2 separate regions of the Mus musculus genome follow, and region 2 is linked to region 1. The links are chromatin loops, found by intact Hi-C in ENCODE. Cell type or tissue: heart. All regions are shown on one strand.

Evidence for each region. Peaks named below come from ENCODE experiments on the same cell type or tissue, not always from the same donor. Only the 100,000 strongest peaks of a DNase experiment are listed, where the experiment ranks them.
Region 2: it touches region 1 in a loop (4-fold over the local background); 5 of 42 quality-filtered maps call a loop at or near these places.

Annotation. Positions count from the first base shown.
Region 1 is chr9:13,649,833-13,657,832 of GRCm38, reverse strand. All of the region lies in intron 2 of Maml2 (mastermind like transcriptional coactivator 2), which reads right to left. Among named protein-coding and RNA genes, the nearest start is that of Gm51666, 43 kb to the right of the region's middle. In heart, a CTCF peak has its summit at 4,646 (motif pointing right); no DNase peak of the experiment used is centred here; H3K27ac peaks cover 365 bases.
Region 2 is chr9:13,571,178-13,579,177 of GRCm38, reverse strand. The region is part of intron 1 of Maml2 (mastermind like transcriptional coactivator 2); the gene reads right to left. Among named protein-coding and RNA genes, the nearest start is that of Gm51666, 35 kb to the left of the region's middle. In heart, CTCF peaks have their summits at 3,969 and 6,056 (motif pointing right); DNase peaks (open chromatin) are centred at 4,077 and 4,797; H3K27ac peaks cover 1,151 bases.

The DNA.
Region 1 (8,000 bases):
CTTTCTTAAAAGCCAGGTCCTTTCCTTGCCCCATATGGGCTTTATTCTCTGGCCTAAGAACTTTCAGAGTTTTAACTATAGGCGAGCATCTGATGTTTCTGTCCTAGACTCTACAGTTTCTATGCTTGTCCTTCTAAAAAGGCTGGTGTCAAAAATGGGTGCAACAGTCTTGTGAATATAAACATTTACTTGAGCCCAATGAACTCCCTTGCTGGACACTGCAGATGGATGCAGCGTCTTGATTACCATCATGTTGCATGTGAGGCAGTAATTTGGGAAGGACCTTACATATTGAGATTTCTGTAGTGCTTTATCCATTAAGTTAAACTCATCCACTCATTCATCCTTGTACCCAAGAATCCATACATTTACCCGTTTACCCAGATATCCATCCACCAATCTATCTATGAATCCATCTATCCATTCATTCATCCATGTATCCGAATATCCTTACACCCACCCATCTGTCCAACAACTAATTAGAGCATACGATATGCCAAAGCCATAGGATACTAGATAGAACCAATCAAGGCCTCTTTTCTCATACAGTCCTTTGAAAGGAACAGAAACAGACAGTAATAACACAGAGTGTTACTACTTATAGCAGATAATATTTATTAACTGCAGGATACTTACTGTATTAAGCGTATATACATCATCTAATTTAATCATTGCCAAAAATTCTGTGAAGTCTTGATGTCTGTATGCATCTATTACAGCCTCTGAGTTGAGGTACAGGGAAACTGCCTCACAGTGGCCTTTTCAGTGGTCTCTTCATACCCAGACAGTTATCGAAACCTGCTTTTTAATGTGCTATGCCTTTAGCATAGGCTCACGCTGAGGGATGTTTCTGCGAATGCTCTCATGTCAACTCTTTCTTATGGTCCACATTATAATGTTTTAAGACTCAGTCAAGTGGGAGCATCAGGGAAACCAGGGAGCCACCAAAGGGTAGGAAAGGGACAAGGTTTACCGAGGTTTAACTGGGTATCAGTCCTGTGCCTCACCCCCAAGAGGAAATTATAGCTACTCTCTTCCTAAGTTCACCAGCATCCTTTTCTAACCCTGAGGTGTCTAGCTCACCAAGCTGATGTGAGCTTATTGGTATTTTATATTCACGCAATGTATGTGAACTGACAACAATCTTACTTACATAAGCTTACTGTGTCCTAAACACATTGCAAGAACAGGGTGTAATGGTTTTCTTTCTTGACATATTGATTTTAAGCAGGCGCATGTACACACACACACACACACACACACACACACACACACACACACACACACACGTGGGGATGTGGCTCAGTCTAGAGTGGATCAACTGAATCCCTAGGATCAGTGTCTTACATTTCCTTCCTGTTGCTGAGATAAAGTACTTGGACAAAAGCAGTTCAGTGGAACAAGGGTTGTTTAACTAGTATAACTAGTATAACTAGTATAACTAGTATAACTAGTAGTTTCCATCATAGACCATCACTGTGGAAAAAGTTAAAGCACCAGGAAATTCAAGCACCTTATCACATTACATACACCTCGGGAGTAGAGAACAAGGATCAATGTATGCACGTTAGTGGTCTCCTCTCTTTCTTCACTCTTCTACAACCCAGAATTTCCTGCCCAGCCAATGGTTCCACTCACAATTAGGATGGGTCTCTTGCGTCAACCAATATAGTCAAGACAACTCCACTGGGCTACTCTCAAAGGCTAACTTAATATAAGCATTTCTCACAGATGTGTCCAGAGGCACACCTCCTAGGTGTCCAGCTGACAAGGTATCCATCATGCTCTGTACCACAAAACAACAGCAGCAGCAAGCCACCTCCAACTCTCAGAAAGACTTCTCAGTCCCTTCATTATTCAGTGCAGTTTTTATGTGTCTCTCAGAAGCATCTTCTCAGTGACTGCCGAGAGAAAGGTCCCAGAGGCATCACCTAGGCCCAGGATTGGGGTCATCGGTATACTCACAACAGACTTGGCAGCACACACTAGGAAACTTTCCATGCCTTAGAATACCACCCCCCCCCCCCGCCACCAAGAAGTACACACTACATGGACAGTGTCAGATGTTAAGAATTTCTTTCTACACATGAAATTGAAATTCCCCATTATTTATACTTAACAAGCTATGCTCATACAGAAATAAACAAGCTGGTCAGGAATGGGTCTCCTGTTTGCCATACTCTAAAACCTCAGGTACAACCATCCCACTCTGCCTTTTCCCAGTTTTCCTGACCATGGCTCTGACCTGTGGCCAGCCTAACTGAAGGCTGCTTTGCATGACATCACTTTGATAGTGAGAATCTTGTCTGGCTGTGTGGTCTTAGATGCATTTTCCATGTTCTAAGTGTCTTCCAACACTTACAAGACCCGCGGTGCTGACCATACTGACTTCCATGGCTGCTTGGGTCTCTCTGTAGCTCCAGAGCCTACTTGACTCTCTTTGCTAAAAGGTCTTATGAGATGGCTTTCTTCTCTGCTTTCCCTAGGATGGAACTTGAAGCTTAACCTAATACAAGGTGGTTCCTGACAGAGCAAAGTAGAACTCCACATAACTGTCTATTCTGGCCAGCTGATGAACCCTAGTCACGCAGGTCCTGTGCTGTTGTGAGCACAGAAAACCCATGAAGACAAGATGTATTCCATGAGATACTCAAAGTCATTTATCATTTAACTGACACAACATATTCACCCTTTCAATAAAACGTAGAACGTTGATTCTAAAACTCTCATAAAAGAATTGGTCACCACTTCCTCTAGCTTGGAGTTCTAAGATGTCTTACTCAATGAAGAAAACCACGGATGGCTATACTAGAGGCTTCTCCAATGAGAATCCTCCCAAAGAGGAATGCTGATTATCTCAGAAAAAGAAACGATATAAATAAACATAATACAAAATTGAGGTGCTGGGACACAATTATAAATCGCTCTGCTTGACTCTTGCCATCTTCCAGGGCAGAGGCAGGTTGGTCTCTGTGGCAAAGAATAGACCACCAGCTGTTGTATGTTCTGCCAAGAGCAGAGAGAGTTATTATAAATAATCAGCAGCAGTATGTCCTTTGGGGCTGGGCAGTGTGTGTGTGTGTGTGTGTGTGTGTGTGTCTGGAAATAGAGGGTGCTAGAGGGATGGAGGCAGGGCCAACATGGCAGAGGATGAGCTAGAAGTTTTTCTGTGTACCTAGGCTCCTATTACATCACAGGGGCAGTTATGTAATGTGCCTCCGTTTATAACCAGAATGGAAGTAAAGGGAGCATCTTCATTAGCAGTGACACAGCGTAAGTCACGTGGATAGGCCATCAGTGTGCTTGTGGGCATCTTCCCTTCCCTTCTGCATCTGTCTGCATTTTGTTAACTCCTTGCCTCCTTTTGGGCATACATGTGTGTTTTTAAAGTGGAAGCAGAGACAGAGCTTGGTGCCCTGCTTTTAAGGTCTCCTCACAGAAGAAATGTATGGTGTTGATTTTACAATTTTATATCCTATCATAAGGTCCCTTTTAAAAAGGAACTATAGTAGCAACACGTAGGTCTCCCAACATTTCCCTGTGACAGATTCACCCACCCCATGAGCCTTTGTAGCCAGATGCAGGCCATAGTTCCTCACTTCATTTTTTTCAGGCCATTCTTCTGAACATGGAGAAATACCATCCTGCTCAAATCTAATTCTAAGCTGTAACTCAACTCAGGTATATGTTAGAGGGATGCTGCCCAGGAAAGACAAATAATTAGTGTCTGATATTTAAAATTCACGTGTGTGTGTGTGTGTGTGTGTGTGTTCCTGAGTGTGACTGTTTTGCTCTGTGAACCTGGAGTTTCCTGATCTGGTGAACCTGGCTGACTAGAGATCCATCTGTCTCTGCCTCTGTAGCCCTGGCATCCTAAGAGTATGCCACCATGCCTAGCTTTTCCTGTGGGTTCTAGCTCGGGTCCTTACCAGTTAAACATTTTTTCCTGGCTCTGTTTTCTTTTTTTAAATTACATTTTTAGCAGTTTACATTCAGACAGTAACATTTATCTTCATGTCTAACAAGTGGGAAGATTGAGTCTCCAAAACGTGAAATGATTTATTCAACCAGCTAAGGAAACCCAAGGCGGGGCCAGGCTTAACAGGTATTCCAGCCAATATGACTATAATAGAAAATTCTAAGACAGATCTACAAAGGCTTTATCATATAGTTCCCTAACAGGAGCAGTGTGGAGAAAATGGAGTTCAAGTCTCAGAGGAAGGAACCTCTGCTTAGCCTGTATTGATGTTTTACACATTGTTTCACTTTTATGTTTGCCCTTTATGCCCACAGAAGCCCATTCCCCCTCCCCACATTCGCTCTCTCTATTTTTTTACATTGCCCCTAGCTTTAATTTTAGAAGCCTTTGAGTGCATCTTTGTGGATTTATTCCTTCTTGAAACAGGAGCAGGAATTTTACCTGTGTTCCCATGCCTTCAAACTAAATGACAAATTCTGGGATCTAACACTGAGCACAGATAGCAAAGACAAGATTGATTCTAATCCGAAAAATAAAGTTCAAATATTGACACTTTACGGTTAGAGAGTTTCCAATCTACCTGGGGCCATGGAAGTAGAGTTTACTTAATTTAGCTATCAGGCTGTTCATTGTGTTTTCTGGCCCTATAAATTTGTGTTGTAGTATCTTGAATATCCAGCAGATGGCATCTGCTCCAAAACTCAAAAATTCCATTTCCATAGTATGGCAAGCAGGGAATAGACACATAGAAGCCTCTCTCTTCATCGACTTCTCCACTCACTACCAAGAAAGGGCTTCTGGAACACTGAGGGTAGAAAATACAGCTACTGCATGGTGAGAGCTATTCTCTGTCCATACCTGTAGACCTCAGTAATTTGTAAGGGAAATAGAATTAGAATAAATCCTGATGAATCTCCCAAACGGACAACTATCAGTTTCAGTTATTTTACTAAGTGAGATAAGAGAGCAATCTTAGTGTCAGAGTGGTGGGTGTGTGTGCTAATCTCAAACCTCCCACCAAAGAGAGACAGGCAAAGGCAGCACAGTATAACATTTTCAAATCGGAGCCAGCTCCTCCAAGAAGCAAGGACACAGCCCCATGACAGATGCCTTCTCACGGATGTGAGGAGACGGATACGGAATGTGATTGAATGACTTCTAATGTTTCACGACACCTTTGCTCCATAGCTTTGAAAAGCTTACACATGAACACACTGATCCCTATCCAGATGAGCCAGGGGCCCCATCCTTTTGTGTCAAGCACAAAGAGGAAGGCGAGTGCAGCAGAGACAGAGACAAAGGAACAGCCTGTGCAACCAAGCGCTGAACATGATTTAAACAGCCAACTTAGTAAACATCAATTCTCAGGCTGTATTCTGTGAATTGGAGTCAACCTCCAAAGGAAATGCAGGCTTACACTGAAAGGATTGCTTCTGCTAAGACAATGCAAAGTCGCATCTTTGTGCCGTAAGTCATCTCCCTGAAAGATGCTGACAAGACAAAGGCCTCAAAGTGAAAAGGTGAAACCGGCTCATTTGAAAAAGGGAAAAAGGAACCGCATTAGAGCTTCTTTGTTTAACACTCTGGTACCCGTGTTTTGTATTGTCAGAGATCAGTGTGCCTTTGAGGAGAGAGAGGGCTTAGAAATGGAGAGAATGTGCGGCTTGCTGTGTGACTTTCTATGAATCACTTTCTCACCCTGGACATAAAGTTTCCATTCTGGTCACATAAGAGGGTGGGAGCAAATGATTGCTGTGTTTTCCACATGGTTATGATGAAGCTCCCTCCTCACATTCACACATAAGTGAGAGTCTGAAGACTGGGTGGTAGAGGCTTGGAGAAGTGGGGACCAGTGCTGGCCCATCAAAATGGAACCGTGGGGAAGGCACTGCACATGAAACTATCTCGGAATCCTTTGAGCCTCTCATTTGGATGGTTGTTTTCTAAGAATACAATAGAAGCTCTGGTTTGGAAGTCAAAGCCCCAGAAAGGAAATACATTTTGTCTTAAACGTTAATAATGTTAACGCTTGAGAATCATGTGCACTTTGACCACTTCCTTTTTTACACGCAGCAGGGTCCAAGGATATTTCTTTTTTTGTTGTTTGTTTGTTTGTTTTTGTTTTTCGAGATAGGGTTTCTCTGTATAGCCCTGGCTGTCCTGGAACTCACTTTGTAGACCAGGCTGGCCTCAAACTCAGAAATCCACCTGCCTCTGCCTCCCGAATGCTGGGATTAAAGGCATGCACCACCACCGCCCAGCTCCAAGGATATTTCTAAGACTGGAATTTTGAGTTGCCTGACATCTCCTGCCTCAGTCACAGTCAAACACACAATATATTTCCTCAGAAGTGTGGACTTAGAACATTTGAACTTAAGGCTGAGTGTGTACAGAACCTGTAGAATGTATCTTTGACCTCTTGGCTTCTGGAGACACACATTTCCTTTGTTTATTCACAAGTCTACTTTATTCTCCCCTCAGATTTAATTATTTTCCAGTTCTCATTTGCATATGTGTAGGCTACCATCCATTCACAATCTGCTGAGACCTACACGTGGGAGGCACAAAGCTTCCCATTCCATAAAAGGACTGGATACCATGGACAAGCCACTTCCCCTGCAGTGCTCTCAGAGAGCCCTGCCCTGCCCTAGCAAGTGTGCTGGAGATGAAGTATGCCATTTGGTGTGTGCATCTACATCTTCAGCATGCCATTGTGTACCAGATACAGCAGAGAAATGGGATCATTCTATTAGACACCCGTAGTCTGTTGGGACTGGGAGGGACATTACAGAACCAACTAAAGTTACCCTTCAGTTTACATGTGAGAGAAATGAATCTCACTGGTGTAAGATTGGCAGAGATAACCCAGGTGGTGGGATGATGCTAGACTGTGATCCTTATTTTATTTTATATTTTGCATGCCCAATTCAGATACATGCCCATAATTACTCTGCTTTCAGCATCTCTCTACTGTCCTGAATTTTTCTGTTTTTCCACCTCTCAAATTTGTGAGTTTGCTTTTGAGATAGGGTCTCATGTAGCCCAGGCAGGCTTTAAACTTCCTATGTCACTGAGGATTATCTTGACCTTCTAATCCCCCTGCCTCCACCTCCCAAGTGCTGGGGTTGCAGGTTAACAAGCCTTGTTTATGTGATGCTGGCCCACACATGCCAGACACGCACTGTACCTATAAGCCCTCACCTATAAATGAATTAAAGGATTTTTTTTGAAGCTAACACTCTAGGAGTGACATCCTGATTCAGGACCTTAGATACCTTCTGAATGCAACATAAGTCAAAATGACCTTGTTACCATACATTCCTCTTTCTACCACCAGTCTATTCAGTTTGCTGTACACTCACTCATTCATCCAAACCTCTATCTGTGTTTCTACCTTTAGGCCAATGACCTCGGAGGGTCGAGCCCTCATCTCAGTGCAGCAAACAGAACTAGATGTCCTTTCTCCTCGAAAAGCTAGCAGCATGACTGTCAGTGCTCCTGAAGACTCTTGAACAGAGCACACCAGCTTTACAGTTGCTCTTAGCTAGTATTTTTGAACAGCTTCCCATCCATGGTCACAGCAAACATGCCTCTTCCTTATCTTCTAAATGCAAAAGCCAGTACCCCAGAGCTCTCAGGGACTCAACCACCAACCAAAGAGCACACAAAGATGGACTCAAGGCTTCAGTCCCATATGTTGCAGAGGATGGCCTGTGGGACATCAATGAGAGAAGAAGTCCTTCGTCTTGTGAAGGCTCGATGTCCCAGTGTAGGGAAATGCCAGGACAGGGAAGTGGGAGTGGGTGAGTTAGTGAGCAGGGGGAGGGGGTAAGATAGGAGGTTTTCGGAGGGGAAACCAGAAAAGGGGATAACATTTGAAATGTAAATAAAGAAAATATCTAAAAAAATAAATAAATGCAACAGCGACTGCCTGCTTCAGCATCAGTGGAACATGAGCTGTTGGTCCCATGCTAATAAACTGCATTGCACAGAACCAAGACCTTTGACCTGACATCTCCCT
Region 2 (8,000 bases), 79 kb after region 1:
GCTGGCCAACATGATGGGGGAACAAAGATAGCTAGCCTGATGAAATACTTAGTAAACATTTTCTCAAGACTTACAGTGTTAGCATGCCTTGTGGTAGGCATGGCAAATGCTACAATGAGAAGATCTGAAACTGCATTATGTATATTATATTATATCTCATGATCTACACGGGAGACTAACAAGTATGTAAACACAGTAAAGGGGTTCCAGCACACAGGATGGGTACCTGCCTCTTCTTTGGCATGCTGGGGTAGGTTTCTTGGAGAGATGACTTCTGAGCTACAAAAAACCCATAAGATAATCCAGAGGTAAAGGCCTGTCTTAGTGTCATTTCTGTTGCTGTGATAAAAATGCTTGGACAACAAGCAGTTAATCATTTCTGAGAAGTCACAGCGTCAGGAACTTAATATAGCTGGTCATATCACATTTACAGTCAAGGAGGGGAGAGATGAATGCATACATGTTTGCTCTCTTGCTTGCTTGCTTCTGCTCAGTTCAAATGTCTGCACTTTGATAAGGGTCAAGACCCTCTGCCTTGGGAATGGTGCAGCCCATACAGATGGACCTTTCCATATAACGGTACTCAATTAAGACAACCTCTCACAGACATGCCCACAACCAAGTCAATGTAGACAATCCCTAGTTGAGACTCCACCCCAATGATTCTAGGTTGTATCAAGTTGAAAATGTAAACCATCACATATGAAATTCTCCTAGATAATTTCTTTCTTAATTAATAAGTTAAATTATTTTATGTGTATCAATGTTGTTTTGTCTGTATTTATGCCTGTATATCACATATGTGCCTGGTCCCTGCAGAAGGCAGAAGAAGGCATGAGATTCCTTAGGACTGGGGCTACAGATGGCTGTGACCTACCATGTGGGTGCTAGTGCTCAAAGCCAGGTCCTCCATAAGAGCAACAAGTACTCTTGATGTCTGAGCCATCTCTCCAGCCCCACGCCCTAGAGGATTTCTAGTTCCCCCGGGTGAAGTCTGCAGAGGCTGGAGTGTTCACCACTGTGTATGATGAGACCATTAGGGAAGCCTGGGTCCATGAAGGTCATCTTCATGTGCTGCTGCCCGCTTGCCCATTTGTTGGTGTGACCGGAGCAATGTCCACCACTTGCTTCAGCATAGGTTTGAAAATCCCAGTGAGAAGACACAGGTTAAGCTTGAGCTACGGGAGCTGCCAGACTTTAGAGCCTCCAGCTCCAAGCTGCTCCATTCCAGCTTCGGGATGTTCGTAGCTGGCATTACAAAGCAGAAGCGCACTTTCCCTTTCAAAGCTGTCTCAGAACAAAGCAGGAACTGCAAACATGAAAGATGTGCAGGCTCATCTCCATCGCCTCTTCTCCATGTCCTAGGGAAGAGCCACCCAGTCACTGCAGGGGCAGCTGTGATGCTCCCCCCAGAGCATCTCTAGGTCAGGTTTTGTGTAGATTTCTCTTCCCTTGGTCAGTGCAGCCTCAAAATAATAGGTTTCGAATAAGAAAACAACAATTTTTTTCTGTTTAATCTTAATAATAGGGTATTTCAGGTTTGTCTAATGAAAGCCAGACACTGATGATCTAATGTAATCAAACACTAGTTTTGTGCAGAAAGAAATAGTAAAATAATGTAGGGTCATGTCTAAATAGGACTCATACATGATGGCAGCTAAGTGGGAAAAAATAGCAGTAACCTTTTAAAACATTAATTTAAACTTTTATTGGAATGCAAAGGGTCTCTAGTGTTTGAAAGGAGCCATTGTCACCCCCTTTTATTTCAATAGAACCATGTCTTGAATAAGACTCAGCAGGGTGTGTATTTTCTAAAGTCTGGCCATTAGCAGAATGCTCACCATCATTTGCCAATAAGCCTTTATTTGGCAAAGTTTAAAACTGCTGACAAATGGAATTCTTCCTGTGGCCTGATAATATGGTTCAGCTAAATATGCCTAACTGGGAAAAGCTTCCTGGGCAGTCAAGGAGAGAAGAGTCTGATGGTCAGTCCTCCAACAAGAAACAGAATCCCATACCAATCCGTGGTCATCGCTCTCTTAACAAATATCATTATGGGTTTTAGTTTGAAGAGACTGAGAATATTCATAACGATATATGGCTTTCTCCAAAGGTACAAAATTTTTTCATTTTTTATCTGGGGAAACTTGAGAGTTAGTGGGAAGGTTGCTGCTCAAAATTCTAATATTTGAGGGCTGAGGGGGTAGCTTAGTTGGTGTGATGCTTGCTCTGTAAGAGTTCAGATTCTCAGCACCAATGTAGAAAGCCTGCTGTGATACTGTGTGCCTGTAATCTCTGAGCTAGAGTCAGGCTCAGGAGGATCCCAGGGCTCACAGGCCAGCCCCAGGTTCAGTGGGAGACCCTGTCTCAAAAAGCAGGATGGGACAGTGATTGAGAGAGACACCTGACATCAATCTTGGTGTTTCCCATGCACAAATACACATGCAAGTGCAAGAATGTGAGAGTGCACACTCACACGCACGCGCGCGCGCGCACACACACACACACACTTTCTTGTACACATTTTGTACTTTTTAGACTCAAACAATGAGCATAGCGATCACTTTCAAATTAGAAGGAGGTCATTGTCCTGTCATTTAATCATAATCTCCAGCTCCCTGTTGCTCCTCTGAAAACCATGCTTCTCTTAAATTACATTTCTTGGGGGTTGAGTGAGTTATTATGTGAGCCTTGCTGTCTTATTATAGATGTGGAAACAGGAGGCTTGTTGGAAGGAGGCAGCTTTCCATACCGTACTGACAATTTTTTTTCAAACACCTAACTGCACAACTGTACTGAGTAGCATTCTGGACTTCTTGTGAAGGAAGAAGACAGTGACTGAAGTGATGGGCTCCTGAGGCCTGAGTTATTTCATGACTGAAGGACTGAGTAAAAACGTATATGTGCTGCCAGTCTCAGTGCTACAGCCCATTAAACAACCTCGTGGAGGAGCTAGTTTTAGAACGTATGCTGTTGGGTGGATGCTGAGGAACATCACTAGAGGTCTCAAACTACATCCAATGATTGCACACAGAGAGACAAAACCTCATAGCATTGTGTAGGACACTTATTGAGAAGGAGAGAATCAGTGTCCACTGTACATGAATGCGTACATAGTGAGTGTTGGATGAGCCTCCACTAAGCCAAGAACAATGGATGAGAAAGAACAGGATGTGGGCTGGAAAGTAAGGAGTAAGACAGTGGGTTCCAATAAGCGATTTGTGCAAGAATTAATCAAGTCATCTCCATAGATTTAAGGTTCCATATGTCTCCACCATTCTGCAGGTATCCGTTGGATAAGATCTTGAGAGTCTCCGGACCTGGGAGTGAACTTAGTAATAGATTACCCAGCATGAAAAAAGTCTTGGGCCCTCACAAAGCCACACACACCTGATCTTGAGTGTCCTCAAAGGCGCATGTGTTATAATTCTGCTCCCCAATTATTGGGAGGTGATAGAACGAACGTAGTAGGAGATGCTTGTTTTTTGTCCCTGAGATGTCCTCCGAGGGAGCTGTGTGGTCCCCGTCTCCCCCATCTCTTTTGCTTCTGCAACCACAAGGTGCACAGTCTAGCAGTACCACCCAGTACACTTGCAATATGAATGAAAGTTCCCATTCTGACCAAAATATCTCAAACCCCTTATTTAATAAAAACTGGATCAGCTCAGTTATTTGCTATAGCAATGGAAAGCTGACTAACAGTCTCTGCTCCCTTCCACGTACCTGACTTTAGGAGAGGAAACACAGTACTTAGCAGCTGATGAATATTAGTCATTTTCACTGTGAACGGTAAGCACAGAATAATAAACTGGCTCTCAGTACCCAGACATGTGATGGGCTCAGGAGAGGAAGGTTTCTTCCCTAAACATTTTTAAGAGAAACTATGTGTGTTTCAAGCAGTGCTTTGGATGAGAAATTTACCCCTAGGCTCAGATATTTGAACACTTGCTCTCCAGCTGGTGGTGGTGTCGGAGAAGGCTGTGGAATCTTCAGGAGGCAGGGCTTCTCTGCAGGAAATGGCTCACAGGGGAAAGGCCTCGTAACTCAGCTCCACTTCCTATTCACTTCTGCTTCCTGAGTGTGGATGCATGGTGACCAACCAGCCTCTCACTCCTACCTTGGCACCTCTGCTGCCAGCTGCCCTGTCCTCCCTGCCAGGGTAGACAGTGTCCCCTGGAGCTGAAAATAACCCACATCTCCCTCCCTCCAGTTGTTTTTGTCAGGGTATTTTCTGTAGCAACAAGAAAGTAACTATGGCAGCCTGTTGCCTCGGTTCATTCCACTCTTCCTCAAGCCTGTGCAATGTGATGCTTTCCCCTAAAGTGCATGGTGGCACACACCTCTAATGCCGGCACCTCGGGGGGGGGGGGAAGCCAGCCTTGTTTTACAGAATGAGACCCTACCTCAGAAAAACAAGAAAAACAAATACAACAGAGGAGCTCTGTCACCGTTTTTCTTCTTCTTCTAGAGATTGGTGTGGAAAAGCAAAGTACAATTCGGAGCGAAGGCTGCCCTTGTGGCTTTCAGCAGAAGGCAGTCCTTTAAACCATCGTTCTTGGTGCTCTCTTAACCACATTAGTAACAGCCCTGTATATGCGTGAGCCATTTGATACAAATGATTTTCAAGAAATGCAGTTATTCCTTCACTGGAATAACTCTTAAAGCAGGTCTGAGAATTGGGCGAAGTGGTAGTTACTAGCCTTCTTACCAAGCTGCAGTGGAGCTTGGAGAAGACATGGCCTGTCCAGGGCCAGGACAGGAATCCAGCTTTGGCCAGAACAAGGCCCTGTTTCCTGTTTTGTCCCTCGAGACCTTGAGTGAGAGGGGAAGCAGCCAAACAGCTACCATCTCATTGCTAAACCCTGCACCAACTTGTGGACAATAGTCTCGTTAATTGCTCAAGATCTTTGGATGGGAAGCAAGTTGTATCCTATCTCTGCAAAATCGAAATCTCTGCAGAAACATTTCTCTCTCTCTCTTTGCTCCTCCCCCCTCACATATGGAGATATCGACAGTGACAGGCCAGATAGCATCATGCTGTCTTGTGTGGTTTTTTTCAAGGGAAGCGATGAGAAGCATCTGATAAGGCTGAGAATTTTCAACTGCCTGGCACAGTGAAAGGAACACTTGTCTAGGAGTCAGGACTTGTAGGCTCTGGTTGTGACTCTTCCATCTGTTACCTGCATAACCTGTCTCTTGTTACTTTCAACCCTACAACACATAGTCGTTTAGTAAATCAATGGGACTAACATGATGAAATCATGGTGTGTAAGAGTTTTTAAAACTATACACTTTCATGGAGATGAGAAAGATTGCCACTGGAGTGGGCAGTTTGATGATATACTGTTGAATCACATGAACTTCCAGTCCATTCTCTTAACCTCATTGTGAGGGGGAAGGTTTGGAAGTGTTCGAGACTGCTTTGTATAAAGCTAGGTATGATAGGAATTCTATCACACTGAAGTCTGTAGGAAATCTGCATGTTGTAGTTCAGCCTGGGCTTCAAAGTAAGACCCTGTCTCAAAAAAAAAATCATAGAAAAAATGTGTTTAAGATTTAGTACCATATTCATTATAGTATCATATAATTTCAGCTCGTTTTTGCCTCATTGTAAATATAAAACTTAAAGACTATTGCAATAACTGTTTATATTCACAACCAGAGGAAGGACAGAATTCATACTACAAAACCAACCCATATTTTTTTAGTACTTTCTGTCCTATAAAATGTTCTGTAAAATCATTATCCCCAGGTACTCTCAAATCTCAGAATGTCTATTTATGGATTTATTTTCCATGGCAGAAGATGTAAGCAGTCCTCAGAGAACTGTAGTATGGAGAAATAAAAGTCGACTGTATGACCTTATGTATTTATTTTTACAATTCTTACACTTAACAGTTCTTTTCTTCTCTACCCCAAATTTATAGTGGCCTCAGGAAATGATTTATGAATTCATTGACTCCTTTAGTCAGGTTTGTATAAATTGTATTGTTAGTCTCTTTAAAAAATGGTTCATTTATTTTTAATTATGTGCACATGTGTGTCTGTGTGTGGGTATGTCTGAGTGCAGTGACCTTGGAGACCAAAAGAGGGCACCAGTTACCCTGGAAATGGAGATAAAGAAGGTTGTGAGTCACGTGACGTGAGTGCTAGGAACCTACCTCAGAGCATCTGAAGGCAGTGTGTGCTCTTAACAGCTGAGCCACCTCCAACCCTAATCATTTCATTTTAAAAGGAAAATCACAGATAGCCGGGTATGCTTTCTATAGTTGAAGTAAGGACCTTTTGAGTCCAACATCTCCATTAGCAAAGACTGAGGTTGAAATATTATCTTTTCCAGATCAGAGGAGAAAAGCTAGTTCAGATTTGGTCTCCTGCTCCTTGGATTTTGCTCAAACCATCCTTGTTATAAATATTGCTCCTAAGTAAACAGTCTGCAAGGAGGAGCACATGAGCCTAGAGACTGAAGTAGGGTTTTGCACTCTGGTCTCACTGCCAAATCTATCAGGCACATATTCTGGGGGTGTTGCCAGCTAGGAGTAAAACGTGTCTCGGAGGTGCTTGTATTTTATGTCTTCAAGAGAGGTTGCTTTTGCTGAAGGACCTAGACAAGAAGGGCCTGATGCACTCCCTCATCTCACTTGCCACTCACAGAGAACTGGGAAGGGCTCGAAGCACAAGGCAGAGGAAGAGTAAAGGGCTGGGTGTTTATCTCTAGCATTCCAGAGAGCAAGATCTCCTCTCACAGGGCTGCTGCATATTCATCCTGTGGCACAGCCGTGATGAGCAGCACCCTTCTGTCGGGCCCAGGCACTGTCAAAGGAACGCTCTTCTCCTGCTCCTAAATATGTAACTATGAAGAACAAGCCATGTTCCTGTTACTTTTTTTCTCTCAGTCTTATTAGGCTTGGTCTGTCTGTCTCCCACAAACATAAAGACTTGTTCTATTCATTCATATCAATGATTTTCTTGGGGCGGTTGTTACAGATAAAACGGGATTGGGGCTGGTTTTGTTAGGAATACAGCTCTGAAAATTTCTGAGTATTTTGGGGCAATCATCCTCTGAAGTAAATGTAGAAACCCCAACAGGAGCCTGCTAACGGGATGTGCAGGGCAGCAAGATACCAATGCCTAATGTCATACCTTCTGACGGTCCTATTGTGATTTCAGGGTGTGAGGCTGCACTTGAACACTTCTTGCTGTTTAATATACTGTTCTCAATAGTACAGGGATTGCATTTGAAATAGAAAACTCCTTCTTGTCTGAGAAGTATTACAAGGGTACCAGGTCAGAAAAGGTGGAAAACTGTATGTCTGTGTATGTGATTCTGTCTGTCTGTCTGTCTGTCCATCTGTTTGTCTGTCTATGTATATTCAAACATGCATCAGCAAGACATGATAAATTATTTTATGAAGTGGTGTAGAAAATAAAGGCTGACAAAGTTGCAACCAACTTTTAAGTGCGCCTCTGTTTTTATGAATGGGAGTCTCTTCCTGGGCTAGAAGCACAGAGCCCAGGCCTGTGGAACATGTATATGAAGCTGAGATTTAGTTCAGATCTTATATGAGGCCTAACTTTCAGAGCAGGGCATCTCAGATTTCTTCCCTTTAGGGTCTTCCTCTTGAAGGCTCCAGTGGATTTCCTTGAGTAAGTTCACATGACACTGTGATATTGTCTTGACAGTGGTACCCCAGGAGATCTTTAAAACGGAAGGACAGTGTTTTCCTCCATGCAGTTTTTGTGTGCATCCGTTCTCTGTGTCCTTCTTGTGTGTCTGCATCTCTGCTGCTTTCTCCCCTTGTGTCATCTTTGCTTTGCCTGTCTTTATCTCAATCTTTATCTGTCCCTTGGCCATGGCTTTAACTATTACCTTTATGCAAATAACTAAGTTGTTTAACACTTGCTCAACTTCTTCACAAGGATATTTTGCTCCTTCACACTATCACACACCAATGCAATCAAGGCCCTGTCCAAACATCTTTCTGCTTTGCTATGTCATC